2 separate regions of the Homo sapiens genome follow, and region 2 is linked to region 1. A link is a loop called in an ENCODE intact Hi-C map of the cell type or tissue named here. Cell type or tissue: PC-9. All regions are shown on one strand. Links, peaks and the distances in the headings refer to the core of each region. The heading gives the core; the rest is flanking DNA.

Evidence for each region. Hi-C counts contacts between places; a loop is a spot of excess contacts. Peaks named below come from ENCODE experiments on the same cell type or tissue, not always from the same donor. Only the 100,000 strongest peaks of a DNase experiment are listed, where the experiment ranks them.
Region 2: a loop joins it to region 1, with 6 times the contacts of the local background. A loop is called at or near these places in 10 of 110 quality-filtered maps.

What each region holds. Positions count from the first base shown.
Region 1 is chr15:99,432,791-99,438,154 of GRCh38, reverse strand. LINC03080 (long intergenic non-protein coding RNA 3080) reads left to right here and starts at 2,944. Exons shown (of 2, transcript XR_007064775.1): 1 at 2,944-2,987; 2 at 3,562-5,364. RefSeq lists enhancers at 429-1,098, 4,540-4,739, 4,750-4,799, 3,781-4,980. In PC-9, for the core only: no CTCF peak of the experiment used is centred there; a DNase peak (open chromatin) is centred at 2,744; H3K4me3 peaks cover 1,062 bases; H3K27ac peaks cover 686 bases.
Region 2 is chr15:99,483,665-99,489,028 of GRCh38, reverse strand. It overlaps LOC107984790 (a long non-coding RNA gene), which reads right to left and starts at 2,311. Exons shown (of 3, transcript XR_001751711.2): 1 at 2,160-2,311. RefSeq lists a silencer at 2,351-2,400. In PC-9, for the core only: no CTCF peak of the experiment used is centred there; a DNase peak (open chromatin) is centred at 2,358; H3K4me3 peaks cover 935 bases.

The sequences.
Region 1 (5,364 bases), core at 278-5,277:
CAGCTGTCCTGAGGCCCAGGATGATTCAGGAAAAAGTGTCTAGGCTTCAGGGTTGGATACTGCTAATTATTCCGGCGGAAAAGCAATCGCACGTGGCTAAAGTCAAAGGTTGATGTTTCTCCAGGCACCAGACTTTAAAACCCGGGAAGGGCGGACAGGCTGGTGTGGCCCTTGCCTTGTTTCCTTCAGCCTGGCGCTGAGCCCTCCTGGTCCAGGCTTCGGGAACTTTCTGCATGGAAACAGAAAGCTGGAGGGAATAGGGAAGCCCTGCCGAGGGGCCCGCAGGAGCACAGCATAGCCCAGGAACCAGGGATCAGAAGGGGGTCCACAGGGGCGAGAGTGCCCAGGGGAACCTGCAGGCAGCCCAGCCAATCCCCCTGAGTCACCAGTGGCTGTCAGGTCTCTCGGGTGCCGACATCCTCCTGCCTCGTGTTACGGGCCTTTGCTCAGCGCTGACCTCATCTCCCTCCCTGGGTCCTGGGTCCTGGGTCCCTGGAGGGCTGAGACCCCCAGTGTGCTGGGCCCCAATCCTCCCAGGCTGGAGCAGGCGGCCTCCCCAGATAGGGTTGGAGCCGCTTTCCTCACCAGCTCTGCACCCCAGACAGACTCCTCTCCCCCAGCCTCGGTTCTTGCCCTGGCTGCCTGATGCCCAGGCTACACTGCAGCCTGATCCCTGGTGTGGTGCTGAATGCTCCAGGTAGGGAACATGGGAAAAGCCAACAGCTGCTGCTCTCCCTACCAGGCAGTCAGTCATCCTGGGCAGACACAGAGAGGAGGGATACAGGGAGAGGTCGGGCAGGGAGAGCTGGGTCACGGACAGCAAGGAGGGCCAGAGTGCCCCTGCCAAGAGCCAGTGCAGGCTACAGAGGCCCAGGGACGCGCCATCGTGGAGGGGCTGTGCTCTGTCTCTCACTTAGCACCACCCTTGCTTGCCTGTGGACCTTACTCTCCGGTGTTGGACAAGCTTTCCCAGGAGTAAGGGACATTCCATTTGACTTCCAGAGCCAACCCTCTCAGCCTAGTGCCAGGGAGGGAAGGGCTCTCTTCATATGCGCCCACGCTGCATGAGGCCGGGGGCAGCTGGGCCTGGCAGACCCCCAGAAGTACATGGGGGGCAGAAGACAGTCCCCAGAGGCAAGGGTGCTGGACAGAGGGGAGGAGGGATGCTGAGCCAACCCCAGGGCAGTGTCCCCACTTGGCATATGACTTGGCAACATCTACAAAGGTGGCCGTGGGACATGGCCCTGGCCCATGGGTCACTAGGCACAGCGCCCCACCCCACTCCCCCGCATCCAGTGCAGCAATGTCCGGTCGCTGAGAAATGCTGATGGAACCCTGGACAGCAGGGGTCACAGAAGTCAGGCTGGGGGTCACCTTTCTTCCAGCACCGTCTTCTGGTTTTACGTGTGAGGAAAGGGAGAACCAGAAAAGTTCCGTCACCTCGAGGTCACACTCAGATTAGCATCAGGGGCTCCTCCTACCCAGGTCCACACCCCACAGAGGGGCTGTCAGGGCCCCCCACGGGCGCAGGAGAGCGAATGTGGGGCTTGCGCAGGAGAATCTCTCTGCAGGCAGAACTGGGTCCTCTGTGGAGGGTCGGGGGGCACCTGCCCTGGCCGGGGAGGGGGAGTGAAAGAAGTCAGCATGCCTGGTGGCTGAGGGTTCGGGGGAGGCGCCTGGGATGCAGTGGGTCTCATCATGGAACATGAGGGGAGGATCAGATCTCACGGGCTTGAGATGGTGTAGGGGTCCCAGGGGCAGGGGGCAGGAGGGAGTGGCAGCTCTCAGGAGGTTTCAGCCCTTTCTGGCCCCAACTGGTTTCCCTTTCCTTTGAAGCCCTCCCATGGGTGAAATCAAATATGCTTTTGTGCCCAGTCTTGCTGGACTCTGGGGCCAAGGAGGGCAGCATTGGGGCTGCTGGGGGCTCCACCCCCTGCACGACGCCTGTCCCTGCAATGACTGATTGGCAGTGGACAAAGCGGAGCTGAGGATAGAGCAGAAGGGGCTGGCAGGGGTGGGGTGATGTCACCCTGGACTCCAAATGGTCCAATGCTCCCCACAAACCTGGGTGCCAAGCCCAGCTCCCTCTCAAACCTCTGTGTGTCTTCTAGGGAGCGAAGTATCCTGATTCTCAGCTTCCGCATCATTTTTCTAGGACAATAAAAATGCCCTGGAATCTGGGAATCTGCCCAAGGAGACAGAGTCCTCCCTAAATGTGCCATTTCCTTCTCTGGAGCCAGGAAGTAGAAGGAGAACGGAACTTGCCTCTTCTTACCCAAGTATCTCTGGGCACGCTGCTTCCCTCCTCATCTATAAAATGAGACAGCAGATGAATCAATTCCTTTCTTGCTCTCTTTTTTAAAGTAACGAGACCTCATTCCTGAAATGAAATCTCATTCAGAAATTTCAATATAAAACAGAAGCAGCGCTGCCTGGCTGAAGTCAGGGTGTGTGGGATGGAGGGGTCAGGCCAGGGGCAGGAAGCCCACCAGGTTGGCCTCCTCTTTGCCCTGCAAGCTGCCTCCACACCCTGCCATGAAGCCCCAGGGTGCCAGGGAGCCTCAGTGTGAAATTCACTCTGACGACTTAGAACTCTCTGGATCCAATTCAGATGCAGCAAACAGGGAAACAGCTTCCAGGAAGCCTCACCCTCCAGTGGCCAAGAAGCCTGGGGCAGCGTCCCTTGGGTGTCACCCAGCGAGGGTGGGGACAGTGAGGGAGGCTCCGCCTGCACACCTGGGCAGGCTGCGTTCAGGCTCGAGGTGGCTGGACTCACATCTCCCTCGCATCCTGTCACCCCGCTCCTCCCTTGCCGGCCCCTGTGGGCCCCCACCCGACGGGAGCTCACACATAGGTGGTTGCCTCCACGTCTTAATGCCCTCCCCCTGCGCGTCCCCAGGGCTGGCACACCCTGCAATTACAGCTGCCGTTCCCCGCCTTCCCATTGTGCCTGCCTCACCTCCCCACTCTCCCCGGCTAATTACCAGGTTTGCCCTTCACAGTTTCTGCGGTAATGCTAAGGCCCGCGCCCCTCAGCTGCCAGCGCTGCGTGTTTTAGTAGCTGCAGGGAGGAAGAATCGAGATGGCTTCAGCAAAGCCCTCCACTTTGCTTGGGAGAAGGGGGCGTTTGTGGGCAGGGCATTGCATGGGAAACTGCAATGTGCACTTGTTTGACCTGGATCCCTGGTTCAAATGCATCCCCTGGTCCCTGCAGGTCCGGGGTGGGGCTGGAGCTTTTGTGTGTCTCATCAGCTCCCAGGTGAGGCGTGAGGGCGCAGGGACGAGCACAGAGGAGGTCGGGAGCCCCGGGCTGGTGGGGGCGGCTTGCCCAGGTCTCGCTGGGCAGCTCGGAGCAGGTCCTGCCACCAATCTAGGGGTCCAGTCTCAAGATGTCCCAGGTTGTGGTAAGGACCCGAAAGGGAGGTGCACCGGCTTCTAGCCCAGGGCAGACCCTGTCAGGGGGGCTTCTAGGAGCGACGGGGATGCCAGCGTCCGCCCTTCCAGCCCTGCTGGGAAAGCGTCACCGTGTTCTGAAGAAAGCATCCTTTTTGTTCATTCCAGAAACATTTATCGAGTGCCTATGGCATGTCAGGCACAGTTCAAGTTCTGAGGATACAGAGTAAACAACAGGCAACATCACGCCTCCTCGAGCTTCTGTTCTACTGGGAGTCAGGGTAGGAAGAGACGACAACAAGGTAAATAAGTCAAATCCGGACTGTGTTACTGACAATGCAAGCTAGGAGAAAAAAGGAAGCAGGAGCAGAGAGGAGCCTGGGTGATGATGGAGATGGGGAGTTTACTTAAATAGGTGGCCATGAGGCTATCCAGCCTGTCCCAGGCGGACTTTTAGAAGACGGATTGTTTATAAGAGCCCAAAAGTATAAGTTCTTAAAAAAAATTAATTTCTGAATGTGTGATGAGAACACAAATTCCTCCACGACAGCCCTGTTTTTCCTGTGCTGCGTAGCTGAGCTCTGGGTCACGGCTGCCGAGTGCAGGCAACACTCGGGCAGTCCCAGGGCTGACCGACTGCGCATCTGGACACTGGCAATCACAGGGAAGGAGGCGAGAGCTCTGCCGGGTGCTTTGAGGCTGTCGCGTCATGTCTTCCTCCCCACAGCGTTCTGCGGGGCCTGTCCCCTTGGTGTTGTGGCACCTCCTGGTCCTCGGCTCTGCTCTTGGGGAAGAAAGAGGACACTGTCACAGGTTCCTGTCCCCTCCAGCCAACAGGAGCAGCCACACGTGGCATCTGCCCTCGAAGCTCTGTGGCATCCCTGCCGTAGGAGAAGTTACCAAGAAACCCCCAGAGCCCACAGGCTGGAGCCCCCCCAGGTTCTGCTCAGCGGGGAGAGGCAGATTGAGTCCAAATTTTCCATTTTAACTGGAATCCTAGGGGTTAAACCTGGCTGTGACTTGGCAATGGCCCCTTGTCCGTGCTGTTCCACAGGGGGTGTCCCCCTTCCCCAGGCCCTGCCCCAATGTGGCTCCAGGGCCTCTGCTCCCAGCAGGTCTCACCTGGGACAGAGGTGGGGGTGGGGCAAGAGGAACCAAGCCAGGAAGCTGCAGAAATAGCTCTGGGGGTGGGAGGGCGTGGTGCTGCCGAAGGCCGAACACCCACGCAGGGTGTTGTCTCTCCACCCTCCCAGGCCGAGGGGATTTCTCAAACGCAGGCCTCCTTCCCAGGAGGTAGGCCTGTGTCCAGTGAGGGCCCTGCCCATCCAGGCCTCTGTTTCCTGTCACTGTTCTCAAAAGCTGGGCCCAGCTGTGGCGGGGACAGCTATGTCCGGCTGCCCGTGGTCCCTTGAGAACCGGCCAGGCTGCCCCTGTGCCTGGCACATGCTCACCTGGACCCTCCAGCCAGCATCTGGGCTCCATCTGACCCCACCCCACAGGGCTCAAGCCAGCTCCAAGCATGAGTGTGGCCGAGGCCAGGTCTGTCTTCAGGGTCCCTTCCTCATCTCCACGGCCTTTTCCTGTCCCAGCTCACCCACAGGGGGCCATTTCTGCCCCACACAGGACTCCCTGTGAACCAAGGCTGCACATGCTTCTGGGTGCCCCTCTCTGGGCAGCTGGAGGGCAGAAGGAGCACCTGGCAGGTGGGTCCCAGGCCCGGCAGCAGGAGCTGCCTGCCAGACAGGACCAGAGGGGATGGCAGTCCGCTCGGGTGAGGGGTCCACAGGCAGAGGGCGTGGGGGGCTAGGAGGTCTGGGGGCCTCTGGGGAAAGGGGGCCCCAGAAACCAATGGGAATTATGGGATCTCCTCAAAGAACATGCTGGAGCAAGGCTCAGCTGCCCACTGCTGCCCCAAAAAGGCTCAGCTGCCCACTGCTGCCCCAACGGGAGTCACTGCTCACACAGAGACCG
Region 2 (5,364 bases), core at 97-5,096, 51 kb before region 1:
AAGGGAATAAATACACACTAGAAGATAGCAGGTGCCTTGCTGAGGTGCTGTAAGTACATAAATGAATAGATTTGCCGCCACTTTGCCCACCAGACCCCTTACCCCTCTCTGTATTCTTTTTGTTGCCTCCAAGTACCTATTTATTTATTTATTTATGTAATTTCAATAGGTTTTTGGGGAACAGATGGTGTTTGGTCACATGAGTAAGTTCTTCAGCGGTGATTTCTGAGATTTGGGTGCAGCCATCACCTGAGCAGTGCACACTGTACCCAATATGTAGCCTTTTATCCCTCACCCCCTCCCACCCTTTCACCCGAGTCCCCAAAGTCCATTGTGCCATTCTTATACCTTTGCATCCTCATAGCTTAGCTCCCACTTAGGAGTGAGAACGTCCTGAGTTACTTCACTTAGGATAATGGTCTCCAATTCCATCCAGGTTGCTGTGAAGGCCATTATTTCATTCCTTTTTTATGGCTGTCTCTCTGTATTCTTAAAACTAATCACAATGAGACCCTTAAATGTAAACTTCGATACCTCAAGCAGTCCTAGAAACAGATGAAACTCCAATCTCTTGACAAATCCAGCACTTCTAATGCATGGTTGTTGAAAATAGGAGATAACACTTAAGACTAATTAATTATTTTTCTTTTTTTCATGCTTCCTTGTCAGTGACCTTCCCCCCAGTTTTGCTAGGGGAGGATTGAGATTATTATAGCTGGATTACAAAGAGAAAGTGACAACATTCCTTCTTGACATCCCGGATAAGCTCCTGAAACCCATTTCAGAAACAAGAGTGAGTCTTTCAATTCTAAGAGCCAAGTACTTGAGAGGAAGAAGTCTTGTAAATTCCAGAAGCATTCTTTAACCTATCAGGCACCAAAGCCGAAGAGACTGGACATGAGCTTTGTTTTTTTGTAGTAAAATACACATAACATAAAATGTATCATTTCAACCTTTTTTTTTGACTCTTGCTCACTGCAACCTCCTCCTCCCTGGTTCAAGCAATTCTCCTGGCTCAGCTTCCCAAGTAGCTGGGATTACAGGCGCCCGCCACCACGCCCGGGTAATTTTTTGTATTTTTAGTAGACATGGGGTTTCACTGTGTTAGCCAGGCTGGTCTTGAACTACTGACCTCAGGCGATCCGTCCACCTCGGCCTCCCAAAGTGCTGGGATTACAGGCGTGAGCAACCACCCCCATTTTTTTTTTAATTAAAAAAAATTTTTTTTTAATTATTTTTTATGTTTATTTTATTTATTTATTTATTTTTTAAAGACAGGGTCTCGCTATGTTTCTCCCAGAGACACTGAACTCCACTGGCGTCTAGTGACTATTCACAGGTCTGATCATAGCTCACTGCAGCCTCCGACTCCACGCCTCAAGAGATCCTCCCACTTTAGCCACCTGGGTAGCCCAGACGACAGGCGCAAGCCATTTTGTAAGTGTACAATTCAAGGGCATTACATATATTCACATTGTTGTGCAACCATCACCACCATCCATCTCTAGAACTTCTTCATCTCCCAAACTGAAACTCTGTCCCCACTCAGCACTCACTCCCCTTTTCCCTCTCCCCTGCCCCTGGCCCCTGCCATTCATTCCCCTTTCTGCTGCTGTGAATTAGACTATTTCATGTTCTGCAGAAGAGTGGAGAGTTTTGCTTTTCAGCTCTAGAATGGGAAAGGAGCAGGATAGAATATGTGGGCAATTTCCTGCCACACAGGAATGCAGTACATCCCATTTTCCTGGGCTGGAAGAAGAGCATGAAGAGAGAGGGTGGAGTAAAAGAATTGAGGCCTGAGTGAGCGCCCTCCTCTGTCACCGGAGGAGGAAGGATGGGGACCCCAGCAGGTTAGGGGATCCCAGAATGGAGGGTGCTTACTTCCTGCCAGCCAGAGGGCCCAGCCCCCTCCTAAGATTGTACATGGAGCTCCCAAGCTCTCACATGCCTCCTGGGAAGACTGAGCCCTTCCCAGAGACTGAATTCACCCCCGGAATGGACTAAACGGCAAACTCGATGTGACTGCGTTCTCCAGGATGGACGAGGTTTGTATTTTTCCACTACTGAACAGAAATGGGGCTCTCCAACAAATGGAGTTCAATGGTAGAAAATAAAGTTAACATTTCTGAGCATCTGAATATTAATTATAAATTTTATACCTGCTACAAATACCCTGGCCCGAGAGATTCCTTCCTGTCCCCTGCAAGGTTCAAGGCATCCCTTGGCTCCCTAAGCTGTTTGGCTCTGAGCTGGGTGGGGCCCGCACGCAGGAGCAGCAGCTCCGTGTAGAAAGCTGTTTCGGATTTCTCCCCTGGGCAGGGTGCCACACGCACATGTTGCAGTCCCTGCCGACAGCCATGCCCAGCGCCCTGGCAAGCCACCCGCCCCCCAGGCTGCTTAGACCACTGGGTACCGCCCCCTGCTTCTCCCGCCCCCACCTCCTTCCTCCCCCGACTCCACCCCTCTCCTGCTCCAGGAAAAATATGTGGACGTCGCACGTCCCTCCTGTCACGAAACACACAAAGAGGACAGAGGGCGAAGGCGGGGTCCGTGGGAGCCCAGGCGACCTCAAGGCAGTTCACTCACGCAGCCAGCCCTCAGAGACGTGGGCTGCGTGTCTGCTGCCCGCCTGGGGAAACTGCAAGGGGCTGACTGGGTGGTGCCAGGGATTTGCACGCTCGGGGAATCTGTGGGATTCACATCTGTTTCTCCAACATTTCTCTCGCCTCTGCCAGACGTGAGCTCCTTGAAGGCAGGACCAGGCTTGGTTATTTTGAGTCTCTCCATCTCATCGGTCCTTGCTGGACAGATCCCTTTTTCATGGAGTGTCTCTGCCCTCACCCCTCACTCCACCCCAGCCCTCGGTAGTCCCATAGAAGCTGTGGGCTCCTGCAGCTCAGGCCTGGGGCAGTGCTGGATTCAAAATATCATAGCACAGTTCAGCAATCGGAAATGGATTCCACTCTTCACTGGCATTTCCCCTAAAGATCTTAGACGTGGCACCCGTCATAGTCTCTGCAAAACTTCTTCTCTTCTCTTCTCCTTCTCTTCCCTGCCATCCTTGAAATGGCAAGGACAAAAACGGCACCTCTCCTCCCAGCACTTCCTTCCTCTCTGGTCTTCCACCCCTGCCCCCGCTCCACCTTTTATCTTGCTTGTTGACTTAACTGCTTCCTCTCACCTCAGGGTCCCAGCCTTCCCCTCCATTCCTGCTCAGAGGTGGCTTTGGAGCCTATAGAACATGCTCCAAGGTCTTTGGGGCGCTGGTAGATCTACACTCACACCCTCTCACCCTGGCAAGACCTGCAAAGCAGAAGCTGGCACAGCTGGAGGAACAAGAGGCTGAATCGGAAGAACTCATTCAGCTGAATCTTGACGGATGGCCTTTTCCTGTAAAATACAGAGGAGACAGTGCATGCAGTTCAAACGCAGGCTGGGCTCCGTCTCTCTAGGGTGGGGAGATTTGTTCCTGCCCCCAAAACACCCCTTTCTTTTCACGACCCTTGTGCTCCTCTGGCTGCCTGCTTAATGTGCCACCCACACTGCACAGACCCCTCCCTAGGAATGTCCCCACCAACAATCTCAGCTGTGGCCTCAGGTCCACCATGGACACTCTGAGTCCCCAGGGATGCAGGCAGCCCCTAGAGGCTGTGGGATATTCCCAGGATGAGGGGTGGTCAGACACAAGAGTCTTTCATGAAGGTCAGAAGGCTCCAGGTGCTCTGTGTGCAGGTCAGTCGCCTGTACTCAGAAGGCAGGAAGAAGCTGCCTCGTGAGCTGAGGAGGGCAGGAAGGGATGCCATTTGCCTTTCAGGCTTCGTGCCTCCCTGCTGGAGGCTTTTTTGTGTTTATTTTTGCCTTATTTTGGGGTCCATTTAAAAAATCCTCACGCCATTAAAGTATGTCATTAGGGAAGCCCTGGGCCCTTCTTACGAGGCTTTGAGTATGAATGTCAGCCAACATCTCTACTTTAGTTAGCTTCATCTTTTAACTCTTTGAAAAGTGAGGACAAAGAATAAATATTCATTCCATTTCTTTTTTCTTTTTCTTTTCTTTCTTTTTTTTTTTTTGAGACAGAGTCTCACTGTGTCACCTAGGCTGGAGTGCGGTGGCGCTATCTTGTCTCACTGCAACCTCTGCCTCCTGGGCTTAAGTAGTTCTCCTGCCTCAGCCTCCCCAGTAGCTGAGACTACAGGTGCCTGTCACCACACCTGGCTAAATTTTTTTTTATTTTTTAATTTTATTTTTATTTTTAGTAGAGACGGGGTTTCACCATTTTGGCCAGGTTGGTCTCAAACCCCTGACCTCAAATGATCCACCAGCCTTGGCCTCCCAAAGTGCAGGGATTACAAGCATGAGCCACTGCGCCTGGCCTCTTTCCATTTCTTGAGTTCAAATCTATACCCTTGCGTGTGTGCCCCAGTGCTGCAGCTACGGAAATCCACTTCCAAGGCCTAGGGTGGACCACAGAGACCCTCCCTCACCCAGCAAGGACCCCCCAGGTAGCTGGGCTCATCTGTGCCCCTAGAGACACTCTGTGGCCCGTGAGGCAGGAATTATGGTGCCATTCTAGACAGACACTTGAGTGTTTATGGAAACGTCAAGCAATGAGAGCTAAGCTTATTTTAGTGATTCTTGTGTGCCAGGCACTGTTCTAATTAATTTAATCTTCACAGCTCTTATTTCTTGAGGTAAATACTGCTATTACCCCCCATTACAAATGAGAAAGTTAGGGCCCCATGAGGATGAGGGATTTGTCCAACGTCACATGACTCATACGTGGCAGAGGTGAGGCTGGAACTCGGGCCATCTTCAGAGTCTACTTTTGTGTGTGCTCAGCTGGCCTCAGCTGAGAGGCAGGTATGGAAGCCAATCCAAAATGCCTGCAGGGACCCCCGGACTAGACAGCCCTCAGCCTTCATGGGGCCGGGGGGCAGTGGGCAGCTGCTCTTGAACAACAGGCAATTGTTACCTTGCAGGAAAGCAGGCTCAGTGTGTCAGACACTCCTGCTTTTCAAGAGAAGCTGGAAGTTCAGGACCAGCCTGGCCAACATGGTGAAACTCGATCTCTACTAAAAATACAAAAATTAGCGGGGCGTGGTGGCGCATGCCTGTAATCCCAGCTACTTGGGAGGCTGAGGCAGGAGAATCGCTTGAACCTGGGAGGCAGAAGTTGCAGTGAGCCGAGATTGTGCCACAGTACTCCAGCCTGGGTGACAGAGCAAGACCCTGACAAAAAAAAAGAGCAGCTGGAAATCTGGATATTTATGTGAAATTCTTAGTATAAAAATGTAATCAGGTTGGGCACAATGGCTCATGCCTGTAATTCCAGCACTTTGGGAGGCTGAGGCGGGTGGATCATGA